Linked DNA regions of Homo sapiens: region 2 is linked to region 1. A link is a contact called in ENCODE Hi-C data. All regions are on one chromosome and are shown on one strand. Each heading gives the region's core, a stretch centred on a gene start or an enhancer-like site at or near the end of the contact. The rest is flanking DNA. Distances are from core to core; before and after follow the strand shown. Region 1 overlaps TSPAN4 (tetraspanin 4). Region 2 overlaps MUC5B (mucin 5B, oligomeric mucus/gel-forming).

Region 1 (4,341 bases), core at 300-2,799:
GGCCAGGTCCCCCGGGAAGTGGGGGCATCTTTGTAGAGCTGGCAGACCCCTGCCCACCCTGGGGCTGTGCCCCAAGCCCAGTGCTCCCAGTGAGGACAGATTCTCTTAATTAGGGATGTCCCCTGGCACTTCTGCCACGGAGCTGGCCTCTGGTCCTGCACACTCCAGACACATCCACCCTGGCTCACACACACCCTGGCTCACATGCACCCCGGATCCCACCCCCGCTGACACTCACCCCGGTTCCCATGCACCCCAGGCTCACATGCACTCCCGGCTCACACGCACCCCTGCTCACACGCACTTCGGCTCACACGCACTCCGGCCCACACGCACCCCGCTCACACACCCTGCTCACCCAGTTCCCACGCACCCCAGGCTCCCACGGACCTCCGCTCACATGCACCCCGGTTCCCACACACCCCAGGCTCCCATGCACCTGGCTCACATTCACGCCCGCTCACACGCACCCCGGCTCACATGCACCCCCGCTTGCATGCACCTCGCCTCCCACCCCCGCTCACACGCACCCCCGGCTCGCATCCTGGGCTCCCATGCACCCCCGGCTCCCATGCACCCCTGGGTCACACGCATCCCCGCTCACACGCACCCCAGCTCTCACGCACCCCCGGGCTCACACCCCCAACAGCTTGCACCCCCGGCACACATGCACCCCGGCTCACACGCACCCCTGGGTCACACGCATCCCCGCTCACATGCACCCCAGCTCTCACGCACCCCCGGGCTCACACCAACAGCTTGCACCCCCGGCACACATGCACCCCGGCTCACACGCACCCCCGGGCTCACACGTGCCCTGGCTCACACGCACCCCTGGGCTCACATGCACCCCGGCTCACACGCACCCCAGGTCACACGCATCCCCTCACATGCACCCAGGCTCACACACCCACCCCCAGCCCACACTCATCCCCGCTCACACACACCCCCACTCACACACACCCTGGCCCACACGCACCTTGGCTCACGTGCACCCCGGCTCACACGCACCCCCCCTTTCACACGCACCCCGGGCTCACACGCACCCCGGGCTCACACGCACCCCCCCTTTCACACGCACCCCGGGCTCACATGCACCCCGGCTCACACGCACCCCCTCTCACACGCACCCCGGCTCACACGCACCCCCCTCACACGCACCCCGGGCTCACACGCACCCCGGGCTCACACGCACCCCGGGCTCACACGCACCCCCTCTTACACGCACCCCGGGCCCACATGCACTCCGGCTCACACACACCCTCACTCATGCACCCCGGGCCCACACGCACCCCAGCTCCCATGTACCCCTGCTCACATGCACCCCAGCTCCCATGCATCCCGGGCTCACACACAACTTGACTCACACGTCTCAGGTTCATGCATCCGTCCCCTGGTGCGTCTCCGGGCCGCCCTCCACCGGGCTGTGCTGGCTGCCACCCCCAAGCCTCTTCCTGGTCTCCTGGGAAGCCTCCCCTATCACCCTAAGCTGCTTCTGGGGCTGGCTTTGCTCAGAAGCCACACCCAGGCTGGGCACTGTGCCCAGGTCTCCTATTGGCTCCCTGCAGCCACGAGGGGCTGTGTGGTCAGAGCCAGCAAGTCAGCCCCTGCCTCGGTACTCCCAATCCTGGGGCCCAGAGCACAGGGGTGACCCCTCTTCCTGCACCCAGTCTGTCCAGCTCCCCTGTGCGCTGTGCCTGGCCTGCTGGGGAGGGGCTCTGGGCGTGGGTGTCAGAGCTCAGCAGGCACCAGGAGCCAATGGCTCAGCAGAGCTTCCCAAGATAGGTCCTGCGCTGGCAGCCTCCGGACAGCGTTCTGTTTTGAACTTTAAGCGGAGATGCTACCTCTGGAAGGCCGGGGAAGGACAGAGCCTGCCTTCTCCCCAGGATGGCCTGAGCGTGTGTGGGACTTGTGGGGCCCCAGCAGTGGGGGGAATCTGCTCTGAGGGGATTTTACCCTGTGGAGCCCAGAGGGACCGAAGACACCAGTGACAGGCCTGGCCTGAATCTTGGGGCACCAGCAGCCATGCTGGCCCTTGGGCAGGGAGCTGTGTCCCATCTCCCCAGCACAGCCTCCTGCCTGCCAGCCAGCCAGTAAAAGGGTGGCGGCCTCCAACCTCCAGCCTGGCGCTGGCTGATGCACTGCTCAGGGAGGGGCAGGTGAGCGTGCACACGAGGAGGGGGCATCTCCCACCCCCAGGCCCCCTGAGGCAAGAGTGTTGGGGCTCATGGGCCCTCCGTGGGCCCTGCCAGGGTGGAGGCCCCAGGCCTGTCTTGAGCTGGGCTGGTGTTGCAGGTGGGGGTGGGGCGGCTGCTGGTGGCCAGCAGCTATCCCAGCCTTGGTTTCTGTCTGGAAAGTGGGGTGTGAGTCTGGCCACTGGGGCTTGGGAGGCTTTTATGGGGTGACTTGGGGCTTCTGGTAGTCCCCCGGGAACCCCCAGAGCCTGGGGTCTGAGCCTGTCCTCAGGCATGTGGTCTGGGTGCTCCAAGGGGTTTCATCAGGTTGAGGGGTGGCTTTGCCAGCCCATTCCCAAGTCCTGTCCAGTCCAGGGTGGGGCAGGGATCCCCCAGGGCTGCGCGGCCCTTCCCCAGAACCAGTCAACCGTCGGCACCCCAGGACGTCTACCCACCACCCACCTGGGCACCCACGCTGCAGACCGGGAGCTGGTCAGCATTTTCGGGGGACTGCTTGTCCCGTGCCCAGGCCTGGAACATATCTCCCGTCTCATCCTGAAACGGCCCAAGCCCGAGGCCTCTGTCTGAAGGTGGGGTCCTGGCGGACCCCTGCTTCCCTTGAGGCCTTGCTGGGCCAGCAGCCTAGCACCCTCTCTCTGGGCGCAGCACCCCCTCGTCTCCCCCTGCCTCTTCCTGTTTTAATTGATTTTTATAAGAACAAGCACTTAGGAAACACAGTAAGAGCTCTGGCGGTTACAGACACTGCAGGAGGTGGCCCTCCGGGTGGCAGGTGCTCCTGTGGGACCCGCCTGCTTTGTTCCCACCAGTGCCCATGTGGCTGTAAGAAATCATAACTTGGCCGGGCGCGGTGGCTCATGCCTGTAATCTCAGCACTTTGGGAGGCCGAGACGGGCTGATCATGAGGTCAGGAGATTGAGATCAAGACCATCCTGGCGGCTGGGCGTGGTGGCTCACGCCTGGAATCCCAGCACTTTGGGAGGTCGAGGTGGGTGGATCACGAGGTTGGGAGATCAAGACCATCCTGGCTAACACGGTGAAACCCTGTCTCTACTAAAAGTACAAAAAATTAGCTGGGCGTGGTGGCGGGCGCCTGTAGTCCCAGCTACTCGGGAGGCTGAGGCAGGAGAATGGCGTGAACCCGGGAGGCGGAGGTTGCAGTGAGCCGAGATCGCGCCACTGCACTCCAGCCTGGGTGACAGTGCGAGACTCGGTATCAAAAAAAAAACAAAAAAGACTATTGTGGCTAAACCATCTCTACTAAAAATACAAAAAATTAACCGGGTGTGGTGGGGGCATGCCTGTAATCCCAGCTACTTGGGAGGCTGAGGCAGGAGAATCACTTGAACCTGGGAGGCGGAGGAGGTTGCAGTGAGCCCAGATGGTGCCACTGCACTCCAGCCTGAGCAACAGGGTGAGACTCCATCTCCAAAAAAAGAAAAAAAGAAAGAAATCATAACCAGGAGCAGAGTGTGAGGGAATCAGCGTTTCTCCTGCCACGAGTGACAGGGGACAGCTGGGGACATCACAGAGATCTTGTCGGGAGCTGGGAATCGGAATCCTGGGACCACCTGCCAGGAAGCCCCATCCCGGAGTGAGGGCAGGGCTGGGTCTCCCTGACAGCACAGTCTGGAAAGGCTGGAGTGGCCTGTCAGGTGGGGAGTGAGCCTTCTGCCCTGCGCAGACCAGACGGTGAAGCGGGGTTAGGGGTGTGCAGACTGCGTCCTGGGGCCTAAGATCCCGTCCCTTTGGCTCCAGGCCAGGGGTTGGGCGGATCCCTCCTAGAGGGAGTGGTTCAGAGGCACAAGGGAGCCTCCCCGACTGTGGCCATGGAGTGTGGGTTTGGGGATGGGGTGCCAGCCCAGGGTGTCGGGAAAGACTGGCCTGCCCTGGACACCCCCCCGGGCTGCCGTGGGATCTAGCAGGACTCTGGGTGGTTCTGGCTCAGGCTGGCAGGCGGCATGGCTTTGGGCTTGTGGGCCGGGCTCTGCCCTGGGGTCCAGAGCTTGCATTGGGGCCTCACCCTGTCTGTGTCTCTCCTGTTGCTGTGCCCCAGCTGGGAGGCTGTGGCGTGCTGGGTGTCGGCATCTGGCTGGCCGCCACACAGGGGAGCTTCGCCACGCTGTCCTCTTCCTTCCCGTCCCTGTCG
Region 2 (4,341 bases), core at 746-3,245, 400 kb after region 1:
CTGGCCCTGTGCCAAGAGCACCTGCGTGTGGTGGGTCCGCCCTGGCCCGTCAGCTGGCTGGCAGCCTGCTCTGGGTCAGGAGGGCCTACGCCAGCTCCAGGAAGGAGGGAAGGGGCTCCCCAGCAGGGCTCCCCCTCTCCACGTCCATTGGCAGAAAGCCTGGGGCCGCTCTCCTAGCCAGGCCAGGGCCCGGCTGAGCCGAGCCACATGGCACAGAGCTCCCCGCTGCGAACCCAGGTCCAGGTGTCCCCCTGGGGAGGGTGGGTGGAACCAGAGCCTTCTGTGAAGCCCCCCATGGCTTGCCACTGTGGTTGGCTGTCAGCAGGAGGGGCCAGAAGGGTTGACCCTTAGCTAGAAGAGGCAGGAGGAAGGGTCAAGGGCTGCTTAGGGTCAGCAGGATTGGAGGAGCTGGTTCAGACAGGGGAAGTGCAGGCCACAGAAGACAGAGCCGGGAGCCAAGGGACCCTGGGGGCCCAGAGCTGCCCCATCCTGAGAAGGTGAAGCCTCACGTGCCCACAGAGCAGGCCACTGTGGACAGAAGGGGGCGGCCGTCTGGCCCAGGACCCCAGAGGCCCATGTGTCACCATGGCTGGGCAGAGAAACGGCGGGGCCAAGGTGGCTGATGTGAGGGCCACCCTGCGTCCACAGGTACTCAGCAGAGGCCCAGGCCATGCAGCACCAGTGCACCTGCTGCCAGGAGAGGCGGGTCCACGAGGAGACGGTGCCCTTGCACTGTCCTAACGGCTCAGCCATCCTGCACACCTACACCCACGTGGATGAGTGTGGCTGCACGCCCTTCTGTGTCCCTGCGCCCATGGCTCCCCCACACACCCGTGGCTTCCCGGCCCAGGAGGCCACTGCTGTCTGAGAACGTTCTGCCTCCATCCCCATGCTCTGTCCACCTGGAGCCAGGATGTGCATTGTCTGATCATGAAAACCTTGGGCCTCCTCTGCGGAGCCCCCCGGCCTGTGTGTGGCACCCCGCGCTCCGTGCTCCTGCTGCCCACCCCGTGGGTGAAACCGGCCCCAGAAGGGTGAGGGGCCAGCAGGACCCCTTTCGGGAGGGCGCCACTCAGGAGTCCTACCCTGGGAGAGCCTGTGGCCCACCTTGGCCTTGCCCCTCCCTGATGTCACTGGGACGCCCTGGAACAAACTAAGCATGTGCGGGCCTATGTGTCCCTGCCACGGCCGGAGCGCCCGCGCAGCACGGATTCCAGCTGGCCACGTCCGGCCGCTGGGGCAGACAGGCTGGTCCAGGCAAGGCCAGCTGCTGCCAGGAAGCTGCGACAGGCAAGGCGGCCGCCTGTCCATGCCTGCTGCAGGGTAACTCAGGGCTGAGGTCGCAACGGCCAGGTCAGAGAGGGGTCAGCATCCCAAAGCCCCCTCTGCTCAACCCAGCCCAGTTTTGCAAATAAACCCTGAGCATTGAGTACGTTTCCTGTCCTGACGTCTTTTCTTGCCTACCGTCTTTCCCAGGCTGTCCAGGTCCTCTGTGGGCTGCTTGCCTGGGGCCTGCAGGCTGGAGGACACATCCGGGGGGCAGTCCAGGACCCCCAGCAGCCACTGAAGGACCAGGAAGCCTCTGGGAAGGCCAGGCAGGGTGGGGGACAAGGAGCCGCTTGGTCATCCACATGCCCCTGTGGGCACCCCGAGAGTCAGTCTTGGGCTGTGGGAGCACTGCCCAGGGGACAGGGGGCAGGGGGCCGCCAGGACTCAGAGGTCACCCCGGCTGTTATTTCCAGTGTAGGGGATTGTGTGAGGAAACCAGCTCATGTAGGAAGATGGAGGCAGTCAGTGGGGCAAGCAGGCGACCAGGCCCGGTCAGCGGGGAGGCAGCTGCCCCCCAGGGCAGGTGCACGGAGCCAGGTGCAATGCTCCCAGGCTGGTGCTGGGCCCTGCGGGGCCGCCTTTCACCCTGTTCCACGCGCACCTCTCCGGGAATGCTTTCCTTGGGGCACTTGCTACGCAAGCGACACGTGAGCTTGCTGGCTTCCTGTCCCGCCTCCTGTCCCGCCTCCTGTCCCGCCTCCTGTCGCGCCTCCTGTCCCGCCTCCTGTCCCACCTCCTGTCCCGCCTCCACACGCACGGGCAGGGCTTTCTGCCCTTCCTTTCTATTGCTCTGTCCAGAGCAGAGAGCACCCGGTGCAGACAGCAGGGTATCGGGGAGCCTGTGGGATGGGTGGGGTCAGCAGCTGGGGCTGCAGGTGTGGGCAGGGAAGACAGTGAAGGTGGTGCCAGCCAGGACCTAGGCATAGCAGGATGCAGGGAGCTTTGGACACAAAATGACCTCCTACTGGGCAGGGGGTGGCTACAGGCAGACCGTGGCCTGGGGAGACAAAAGCAATGCTCGTGCCTGGCTGCAGAAGCCTGTGGTGTGGGTGCAGAGCGGGGCCTTCCCCACACCGGGGCCTGCCTCTGCCCTGTGCCCTTGGGTGGGTCCTGCCCTGCCCAGGAAGTGATGCCATCACACTGTACATTTACAGAGCTCCCAGCTCCTGGGGGCCCAGCCAGGCCCCTGCCAGCGCTCCAGAGCTCCAGCCTCTCCTGCCCTCCTTGCCGAGGCCCAGCAGGGCCAGCCACCCCAGGACTGGGCTGGAGATAGGCAGGGGCCTGACAAGGTTGCAGGTGGGCTCTGGTGGGCGGTGGGCTAGGTTGGTCACCACTGGGGTGAGCTTCTATAGGTTTACCCTGCGTCTCCGAGGCTGATTGTCTGGAGGTTGCGCCAGGTCACTGCCTGACCTGGGTCTGCATTCCGCCACGTGTAAACAAATGGTTTCCGAAACCTCAGTCATTCCCATGGTGCGATGGTTTCCTTAGACCCATTTATGTCGGTGTATGGGTACAAGCACCCCTCTCAGAGGCCCATGCTGTGCTGTCTCTGTGCCCCAGAACCGTATCATTCAATCCTGACAATACCCTGTGTGGTGTCTGCTATTGTGTCTCCCACTCCACAGATGGGAACACTGAGGCACAAAGCAATGAAAAGGTGTGGTTCTGTCAGGGGGAAAGCTGGGCTCACATCCAGGCAGCCCAAGTCGAGGCCACACTCAAAACCACAGGGCTCTGCAATGCCCCAGAGCAAGTAACTATAAAAATAAACACAGTGGGCCAGGCGCGGTGGCTCATGCCTGTAATCCCAGCATTTTGGGAGGCTGAGACGGGCGGATTACGAGGTCAGGAGATCGAGACCATCCTGGCTAACACGGTGAAACCCCATCTCTACTAAAAATACCAAAAATTAGCCAGGCGTGGTGGCGGGCGCCTGTGGTCCCAGCTACTCAGGAGGCTGAGGCAGGAGAATGGCGTGAACCCGGGAGGCAGAGCTTGCAGTGAGCCGAGATCGCGCCACTGCATTCCAGCTTGGGTGACAGAGTGAGACTCCGTCTCAAAAAAAATAAAAATTAAAATTAAATAAATAAATAAACACAGTGAATACAAACCAATGTTACTTAGACTTTAAAGACGTTTTAAAAGGGATTTCTGGTTTCCAGATGGAAAAGTGGGCCTGTCTTCCCCTACAGACACAGAAACTGTGACAATGATAGAAAGAAACTTTAAAATAGCAGCAATTGAAAACAAGAAACTAAATCATCTGCAAAGCCAGCAGATATCCCGAAAAGGAAACATTTGGGAAGTGCTGAGAGGGGGGCCCAAAACTTTTTGTATGAGGCCATTCTCGCACTGCTACAAAGAAATACCTGAGACTGGGTAATTTATAAAGAAAAGAGGTTTAACTGACTCACAGTTCTGCCTGGCTGAGGAGGCCTCAGGAAACTTACAATCATGGTGGAGGGTGAAGCAGAAGCAGGCACTTTCTTCACAAGGTGGCAGTAGAGAGAATGAGACCTAGCAGGGGAGATGCCAGATGCTTAGGAAACCACCAGATCTCGTGAGAATTCACTCACTATCACGAGAACAGCATGGGGGAAACCACCCCCATGATCCAATCACTCCCAGTGTCCCTCCCATGACATGTGGGGATCATGGGGATGTATTAGTCCGTTTTCACACTGTCTTCATACCCAAGACTGAGAAGAAAAAGAGGTTTAATTGGACTTACAGTTCCACATGGCTGGGGGAGGCCTCAGAATCATGGTGGGAGATGAAAGGCACTTCTTACATGGCAGTGGCAACAGAAAATGAGGAAGAAGCAAAAGTGGAAGCCCCTGATAAACCCATCAGATCTCGTGAGACTTAATCACAATCGCAAAAATAGCACATGAAAGACTGGCCCCCATGATTCAATTACCTCTGCCTGGGTCCCTCCCACAACGTGGGAATTCTGGAAGATACAATTCAAGGTGAGATTTGGGTGGGGACACAGCCAAACCATATCATTCT

What was found. Hi-C counts contacts between places; a loop is a spot of excess contacts on that map. Pooled maps may share reads with other maps.
Region 2: a loop to region 1 is called in a map with no recorded cell type, with 4 times the contacts of the local background. The contact joins two enhancer-like sites. A Hi-C loop is called at or near these places in 1 of 168 maps with a recorded cell type or tissue (CD4-positive, alpha-beta T cell), 1 of 37 single-sample maps with no recorded cell type and 4 of 50 pooled maps.

Annotation. Positions count from the first base shown.
Region 1 is chr11:858,302-862,642 of GRCh38, forward strand. TSPAN4 (tetraspanin 4) reads left to right here. Exons shown (of 9, transcript NM_003271.5): 4 at 4,249-4,341. Among named protein-coding and RNA genes, the nearest start is that of TSPAN4, 18 kb to the left of the region's middle. RefSeq lists enhancers at 624-1,157, 1,158-1,691, 1,692-2,224, 2,225-2,759. Within about 2 kb of position 1,550, at least 10 of the 41 ENCODE cell types and tissues checked have a DNase peak (open chromatin) inside an H3K27ac peak, as active enhancers do.
Region 2 is chr11:1,260,741-1,265,081 of GRCh38, forward strand. It overlaps MUC5B (mucin 5B, oligomeric mucus/gel-forming), which reads left to right. Exons shown (of 49, transcript NM_002458.3): 49 at 649-1,432. The coding sequence ends at 868. Among named protein-coding and RNA genes, the nearest start is that of MIR6744, 6.3 kb to the left of the region's middle. RefSeq lists enhancers at 1,463-1,968, 3,863-3,922 and a silencer at 1,750-1,899. Within about 2 kb of position 1,996, at least 26 of the 41 ENCODE cell types and tissues checked have a DNase peak (open chromatin) inside an H3K27ac peak, as active enhancers do.